Regions from separate parts of the Homo sapiens genome. Here region 2 is linked to region 1. Evidence: chromatin contacts called from ENCODE Hi-C or POLR2A ChIA-PET data. All regions are on one chromosome and are shown on one strand. The core of a region is the stretch at or near the end of the contact, and the rest is flanking DNA. Distances in the headings are between cores, read along the strand shown.

Region 1 (3,829 bases), core at 848-3,347:
AGCCTCCCCAGCAGCTGGGACTACAGGCACACACCGCCACGCCCGGCTGTTTTGTATTTTTAGTAGAGACGGGGTTTCACTGTGTTAGCCAGGATGGTCTCAATCTCCTGACCTCGTGATCCGCCCGCCTCAGCCTCCCAAAGTGCTGGGATTACAGGCATGAGCTACCGCGCCTGGAATTTTTTTTTTTTTTTGAGATAGAGTCTTATTCTGTCACCCAGGCTGGAGTGCAGTGGTGTGATCTCAGCTCACTGCAACCTTCGGCTCCTGGGTTCCAGCAATTCTCCTGCCTCAGCTTCCCGAGTAGCTGAGATTACAGGCATGCACCACCAAGCCTGGCTAATTTTTTTTTGTATTTTTAGTAAAGATGGTGTTTCACCATGTTGGCCAGGCTGGTCTCCAACTCCTAACCTCAGGTGATCTGCCTGCCTCAGCCTCCCAAAGTGCTGGGATTACAGGCGTAAGCCACTGCACCTGGCCCCATTTCTTTAACATACACATAATGCTTACTATATACCAGGCACTATTCTAAACACTGCAAATATTTGCTCGAGCCCCTCAACAATTCAACAGGGTAGTTTCTAATTATTAACCCAATTTTAAGATGAGGAAACAGGTATAGAGAGGTTGATTACTTGTCCAAGATTACAGCTAGCAGGCATTGTAGCTAGGATTCGCAACAAAACAGTGGTTCCAGAGCCTGTTTGCTGACTTCTACCATGATCTACAGGTGAATTAACTGGGGCGCTGAGAAAAGCAGTGATATGCCCTAGAATTAATTAACTGTCAATAGGCTGCAACTAGTTCCCTATACTAGTGGGGTGACCACAAGCACAGGTTGCAGAGACAGTCGACCTGGATTTCACTCCAGCTGCACTAGCAGAATGAGTAGGAACATGCTGGATGTTGAGTTTCTGGACTTTGTAAAATCCTATATACCCTAATGGTAGTTTGATTTAAAACAACTCATTTATGTAGAAGCTTAGCACTGTGTCTGGCACACAGAAAGTGATTAATAAACATCAATGACTCCCAGGCCTGGATGCTGGTTAAATGCTAGGCATACTGTGTCACACAACACAGGAACCTAGCAATTCTCCTCAGCTCCAACCTGAGACCTCACCTGGGAGATGCTCACGCCTGTGAGTCTTTCCACACTCTCTGGCAGGCGAGTTAGAATGTCCAGTACTTCCCCAGTCACTTTGGCTGCCCCCATGGTCCCACTGCCGCTGGACACCAGTGTGATCTTATTGGCTGAAGTCAAGGGACCACTGATCTCCTCTGCCACCTGGCAGGAGAGAGACACCCACTCAGTGCCCATGATCTGACCACATTCCTCATAAAACAACTTACTCTGGGTTTTAAGGTCCTCGTTCCACTGATCATCCTTCCTCACTTTGGTCACTAATAATTCCCACCCCTAATTTAGAGTCCCCCTAGGCTGTTTCTCCCTAAGCCCCTCACTACACCCCACCCCTTAGTCCCTGGTTCTATTTCCTCCTTTCTTGGTGCCCACATGACCTCCAGACCTGGGGCAGCTTCTCTAGCAGCATGTCCAGCTGAGCAGCCTCTTGGTACAGCTGGAAGGCTTCTGCCTTCTTGGCCATCTGCTCAGCCTCGGCTCGGGCTCGGGCCCCTATGGCAAAGGCCTCAGCTTCCCCACGCATCTGAGGGTTAAGGATGCTTGTGAGATTGACGGAAATCATTAAGAACAAGAAATCCCCGATCAAGCAGCAACCCCCACCCTCTCCACAAGCCAGCATGGAACTGCCTCTTAACTCACCCGCACAGACGCGGCTTCTGCCTCCGCCTGCATAATTAGTTGGGACCTGTGGACAGAAGGGAAGTGGAGGGTGGAGCCCAGCAGCCCTTACTCCCAGGAGAAAGGCCCAGTGCTGCAGAGGCAGACGCTCCTGAAACCTGAAATCCATAGGAGTCCAGGTGGTGAAGGCTTCAGCACTCCATCTTGGGGTGCCTAGGTGGCAAGTGAGCTAGGCAGGGTCAGGGAGGGGACATTTACTTCTCTGCCTCGGCTAGGCGCTCCAGCTTGTAGCGCTCCGCTTCCGCTGGCTTCCGCACCCGGGCCTCCAGCTCCTTCTCCCGCCGGGCGATCTCCTGCTCCTGCACTGCCACCTGCTGGGCCCGCTCCACCACCTGCACCTGCACCCGCTGCTCCTCAATCTGCTGCTTAGTCTTGGCCACCTGGGTAGGAGGGTGAAGTCAGGTTCACGCTCTGAGTCAGAGGTGAAGAGCAAGTGCCCGGGAACCAGAGCTCCAGAGTGGGATATAAAAATAGGAGCCGGTGGCCGGGCGCGGTGGCTCACGCCTGTAATCCTAGCGCTTTGGGAGGCCAAGGAGGGTGGATTGCCTGAGTTCAGGAGCTCGAGACCAGCCTGGCCAACATGGTGAAACCCTGTCTCTACTAAAATACAAAAAATTAGCCAGGTGTGGTGGCGAATGCCTGTAGTCCCAGCCACCCGGGAGGCTGAGGCAGGAGAATTGCTTGAACCTGGGAGGCGAAGGTTGCAGTGAGCTGGGATCACGCCACTGCACTCCACCCTGGGCAACAGAGTAAGACTCCATCTCCAAAAAAAAAAAAAAAAAAAAAGGAGCAGGTGCATGAAGGTGGGTTCCCTCCTGTCTGCTTGGCCAGTCCAGTGGAGTCCAGTGTTTCTCTGATGAGCCCCCGTTTAATCTATTTTTCCCACGTGTGCCCCCTTCTAGAGTATAAATACCTTGAGGGCACTGAGCACATGTTGGCTTTCTGCTATCTCCAGTCTTGCTCAAATCCCCCCACTGTTGCTGCGATAACCTTAGTGCTAGCCTAGGCTACTGCAATAGCTGACTTATTTTTTGTGGGGGTGGGGACAGGTGATCTTTTTTGTCTTTTGCACATGGTGCAGATTTAACAGAAAAAAAAGTGAACCACGAGGCTTCTTCCTCATTCTCCAAACCACCTGGGTCCCTTTCCCAGAGAAACCACCAAGACCAGCTTCTTGTGTATCCTTCCAGGGATACTCTGAACATCTACAAGAATGTGTGTATTCATAGAATTCCTCTTATTTAGGCAGATTTCTTTCTTTTTTTTTGAGGCAGTTTCGCTCTATTGCCCAGGCTGGAGTGCAGTGGCACGATCAGCTCAGTGCAACCTTCACCTCCCAGGTTCAAGCTAATCTCTTGCCTCAGCCTCTCAAGTAGCTGGGACTACAGGCATGTGCTACCATGTCTGGCTAATTTTTGTATTTTTTTTAGTAGAGACGGGGTTTCACCATGTTGGCCAGGCTGGTCTCAAACTCCTGATCTCAAGTGATCCATCCGCCTCAGTTTCCCAAAGTGCTGGGATTACAGGCATGAGCCATCGCACCCAGCCTAGATTTCATCTTCTTATTCCTTGCAGTGTGAGGGAATCAGAAGGCTCTTATCAAGATGCTAGTGAGGAGAGGTGCCAGGCAAGGAACACATTTTTTTTTTCTTTTTGAGACATCATCTTACTCTGTCACCCAGGTTCAATGGCGTAATCATGGCTCACTGCAGCCTTGACCTGCCTGGGCTCAGATGATCCTCCCGCCTCCCCCTCTAGAGTAGCTGGGACTACAGGTGTGAACCAGCACACCCGGCTATTTTTTGTACTTTTTGTAGAGACAGGGTTTTCTATGTTGCCCAGGCTGATCTCAAACTCCTGGGCTCACGTGATCCACCTGCCTCGGCTTCCCAAAGTGTTGGGGTTACAGGCATGTGCCATCACACCCAGCCAGAACACATGCCTTCGTTGTCCCATTGCTCAGGCTCAGCCATGCACCATCATCATTGTAGGTCTCATCAATACATG
Region 2 (3,973 bases), core at 1,474-3,973, 390 kb after region 1:
GCCAGGCGTGGTGGTGGGCGCCTGTAATCCCTGCTACTCGGGAGGCTGAGGCAGGAGAATCACTTGAACCCTGGAGGCAGAGGTTGCAGTGAGCCAAGATTGCACCATTGCACTCCAGCCTGGGTGACAAAAGGGAAACTCCGTCTCAAAAAATAAAGTGATGCTGCTCTTTCCGAACATCATTTCCTCCTGTGGGCCTCCCTAGACTCTCAGGCTTGGCTCCCTGGAGGACCTGGGCAAGGAGGGAGGGGGCACTGGGGTAATGAGGGGAGTGGCAGAGGGCAGGGAGGAGTGGACTAGAAGGTGCTGGGCCGTCCCAGGGTGTGAGGGGAGAAGGCAGCGGAACAGTGGAATCTGTGGCTTCTTCTTTTCCAACACAAACTTCCCCTGACCAGCCAGAGGTAGCAAAGTTTGTCTTGTTTTCTTTGTCACATTCCTCCTGGCTGCCGTCAGAACTTGGCCAAGACAGCCAGGCTGGAGGAGGCACAGTCTCTCCTGGCCTCCTGCCAGGTCTCCAGCCGCCCACGTGGACTGGCGGTGCAGCCACGTCCCTCCTCCTGGCTACTCTCTCCTGTCCACTCCTGTCCACCCCATCCTGCCACCCTGGGCTGCCCAGTTCCTCTACTGTCCTGCCCACCTGTGGGCCCTTGAGCTCTAATCCGCCGTGCTTTTGGTTTTTTACTGAAACCCTGCCTTCTGTGCTAGATTTTACTCTGGTGCTCACCATTAATCTTTCTCTCAGTGCAGGTGGTGGAGACCTAAAGCTAATGGGGCTTAGGAGGGAAGAAAAGGGCATCAGCTGAGTGCCCACACAGGCCAGGGTCACCTTCAGTGAAGCTGCCAGTTTGGTGACGTCCACAGTAGTGCAGGCAGCTCTGCTGTGTTCTACAGCAACAGATTCTGGCCCTGCCCCTGCCCGTGCCCGTGCATTGGACCGGGTGAGAAAGTGTGGGTGGCGTAGACACTCTACACCCGAGAAAATCAAGCTCAAAGCACATGCCTTCCATAGGCAAAAGGTGGGGCTCCCAGCCATGTATCATGAAGCAGGCAGGTCACTGTCCCCTCTGGTCCCCTCCACCCCTCCAGCAGCCCTGTGCTGCTGTGTTTGCTGTGCCAGCCTTGGCCCCCAGTGCACGCTCCTCTGCTGTGTTTTGGAAGTTGCACTGAGAAAGAAGAGAAATTGTTCCTTGCCCTGAGGAGCTGCCATCCAGCTGGGGACACACAGCGTAAGACAGCAGCCTAGAGTGGAGAAGCGGGTAGGCACTTGGCTTCAGGGAGGTGGCAGGACTTTCCCCGGGCCTTGAGGAATGATGAGAGAAGCACAGAGCAGGCAGCCAGACGTGGGGCCTTGTGGTGCTTCAGGTGTATTTAGAACCAGCGGATGGCGTGGGTTGGTGTGGGACATGCATGTGGAGGACAGTGGTGTGGGAGAAGGGACAGGCTGCTTGGATCAGGATTGTAGATGACCTACAACACCAGGTTAAAAGAATTTGGATTCTATAGGAATTGCAGTAAATGTGAGAGGGTGCAGGGAACCAAACGGCTTTGAATGATCACAAAGGGGGCTGAAGCATGGCGTGCTATAGTCCCAGCTACCCAGGAGGTGGAGGTGGGAGGAATCCGAGGCCAGCTGGGGCAAGTTGAGGGACTCCATAAAGAGGAGGCTTGGGGCACGAGATCCACCATGTACTGACTGCCTGCTGCAGGCGGACACGGTGCCTGGGTATTTAACATGAGTTGTCTTGTTCAATCTTCACAACAGCCCTACAGGGTAAGTGCTTTTTCCCCCTGTTTCACAGATGAGAAAACTAAGTTGAAATTATTTGTCCAAACCAGCTGCTAACAAGCAAAAATGTTTGAAAAAGATTCAAACCCAGGCCTGTTGGACTTCCAGGCCCACATAGATCCTATTACTCTGCAGCTGACACCATGCTATAAATGAATGGCAGAGGTTCATGGACAGGCTTAAGAGGCTCCCTAAACCCTGTAAGGATGTGTGCAAAATTCCTTATGTATATGAATATTTCTAGAGAGAAGATTTCTGCTGTCAAAGCTGGCCAGGTATGGTGGCTCACGCCTGTAATCCCAGCACTCTGGGAGGCCAAGGCAGGTGGATCACTTGAGCTCAGGAATTTGAAACCAGCCTGGCCAACATGGCAAAACCATCTCTACTAAAAATACAAAAATTAGCCGGGTGCGGGGGCAGGCACCTGTAATCCCAGCTACTCAGGAGGCTGAGGCAGGAGAATCATTTGAACCGGCGAGGCGGAGGCTGCAGTGAGCCGATTTCATGCCACTGCACTCCAGCCTGGGTGACAGAGTGAGACTCCGTCTCAAAAAAAAAAAGTGAAGAATTCTTAAGTGAAGGTTACTGGCTCATGAGGTCCCTCCTCCACAGCTTTCCTCCTCTGGGGGCCTGAGAGTCAGGACAGAAGTTCTAGCACAAGTGTTTCACATAGGGGTCCTTGGTAGACCAGGGCTTAGGCTTGGAAGAAGGAAAATGGAGTGAGCACGAGGAAGAGAAAAAGCCTGGAAAAGCAGCTTATTTTGTGCTGAGGAGAGAAGGAAAGGGGCCACCCAGAGCTGCTCTGGGGCTCCAGGGCCTGTGGGCTCCTCCCCTCCTTTGTTCCTCTCTGCTTGGCTCCAGCGAGAGGCCGTTTCCTCTCCTCTCTCTTTCTCCATGACACCCACGCTTCCCTGTGGACTCACCTCTGCAGCCACAACAACACCCTCCTCTCCTTGGCGTGGAAGCCAGCGCTCCTGGCCCACTCCCAGTAGGGGATGTCCTCTGAGTTGTTTTTCCTGTGCGGGGAGGGGTGGACTGAGTCATCCACACTCTTCACCTGGTTCCTCTGGTGACCAAGAACATAGAAGGAGAGGGCACATCCCCAATCAGGTGTTCCGAACATCTCTGCGAAGACTGACCCTCCTCAGCCCAGGTGCTCCTATGGGACTGGCTACACTTCTTGACTCAGTTTTAATCTCTCCTTCTCTGCCTTCCTGTTGGGAATACCCCCTCACTTCTGTGGCTTCTTTCCTGTAGTAGACGATCAAGGGTGGAATCTACAGTCCGTGAGCCCTGACTTCTTGCCTTCGTCTCAAATAGACTCTGCAGCCAGCCATCTATGCAGCGCCCCAGTGGCTTTGAAATGCAACAGAAACCATCACCCCCGGACCGTGGGCTCCATGCCAGTGGGCAAAGCACAGGTGCGTTCACTGAGTTCCCAGCACATAGCTGTGGCAGGCACTTGGTGATATTTTGAAATAAAAGAATGGAAGAATGTGTCCAGGCTGTGCTTCCCCTTTCTACCTTACTCAGGGACATGGTGCCCTCCTCTCTGGTTTCCTGCCCTGTGCCCACCCCCCACCCCCTGCAAGCACAGCTCTTATGTGCAAAGCCCCTGTAGGTGCTGGAGGGATTCACTGATGGCCTTGGCGGAGGTGGCAGTGGGCATGTGCACTTGGCTCTGACACAGCCACTCATGCAACACCCTGTGCAATCTCGGCCTGGGCCTGTGTGTCCTGCCCTCATTCCTCACGGGTGACTGTCTCCCCTGAGCCACTCTTCTCTCTATTGGATTAGCTCCTTTTATTTCCCCCTAGGGATGCAACACATTTTTATGAACAAACAGCAGTGTTCACATGGCTGTGATGAGGACGTACTGGGGTTTCCCCTGGACATGGCATTCATCTGATGCCAGTGGTGGGCAGGACCGTGCTGTATACTTTAAAAAAACCCTAGGGGGTTCTGTTAGGTGCCCCCACTGCAGCATAACGAGTTGCCCCTAGCTGAGAAGCCCTGTCCTGGGGCCTGTCCACACCATCCTCTTCCTGAGATTATTCCTGGTGTGGGCGGTGCTCGGCTCTACCTTTCCTTCCTTCTTCCCTGCTTGGCTCCTGGTCCAATGGCTCTCTCCTCTATGGAATGGCCTCCTGGAGCTTGGCTGGGTCAGCCCCCACTTTCCACTCTTCC

The links. A loop is a pair of places that touch in the nucleus more often than their neighbours do. ChIA-PET counts read pairs that join two places held with the same protein, here RNA polymerase II (POLR2A).
Region 2: a loop to region 1 is called in a map of mammary epithelial cell, with 4 times the contacts of the local background. The contact joins two enhancer-like sites. A Hi-C loop is called at or near these places in 1 of 168 maps with a recorded cell type or tissue (mammary epithelial cell). POLR2A ChIA-PET finds 5 or more read pairs at or near these places in 3 of 52 experiments (MCF 10A, PC-9 and naive thymus-derived CD4-positive, alpha-beta T cell).

What each region holds. Positions count from the first base shown.
Region 1 is chr6:30,728,899-30,732,727 of GRCh38, forward strand. FLOT1 (flotillin 1) reads right to left here. Exons shown (of 13, transcript NM_005803.4): 9 at 2,021-2,202; 10 at 1,784-1,829; 11 at 1,530-1,667; 12 at 1,124-1,288. Among named protein-coding and RNA genes, the nearest start is that of TUBB, 10 kb to the left of the region's middle. RefSeq lists an enhancer at 1,444-2,068. Within about 2 kb of position 2,098, at least 16 of the 41 ENCODE cell types and tissues checked have a DNase peak (open chromatin) inside an H3K27ac peak, as active enhancers do.
Region 2 is chr6:31,122,633-31,126,605 of GRCh38, forward strand. It overlaps PSORS1C1 (psoriasis susceptibility 1 candidate 1), which reads left to right. Exons shown (of 6, transcript NM_014068.3): 2 at 3,044-3,207. Among named protein-coding and RNA genes, the nearest start is that of CDSN, 4.2 kb to the left of the region's middle. RefSeq lists enhancers at 2,759-3,359, 3,360-3,960, 3,961-3,973. Within about 2 kb of position 2,724, at least 11 of the 41 ENCODE cell types and tissues checked have a DNase peak (open chromatin) inside an H3K27ac peak, as active enhancers do.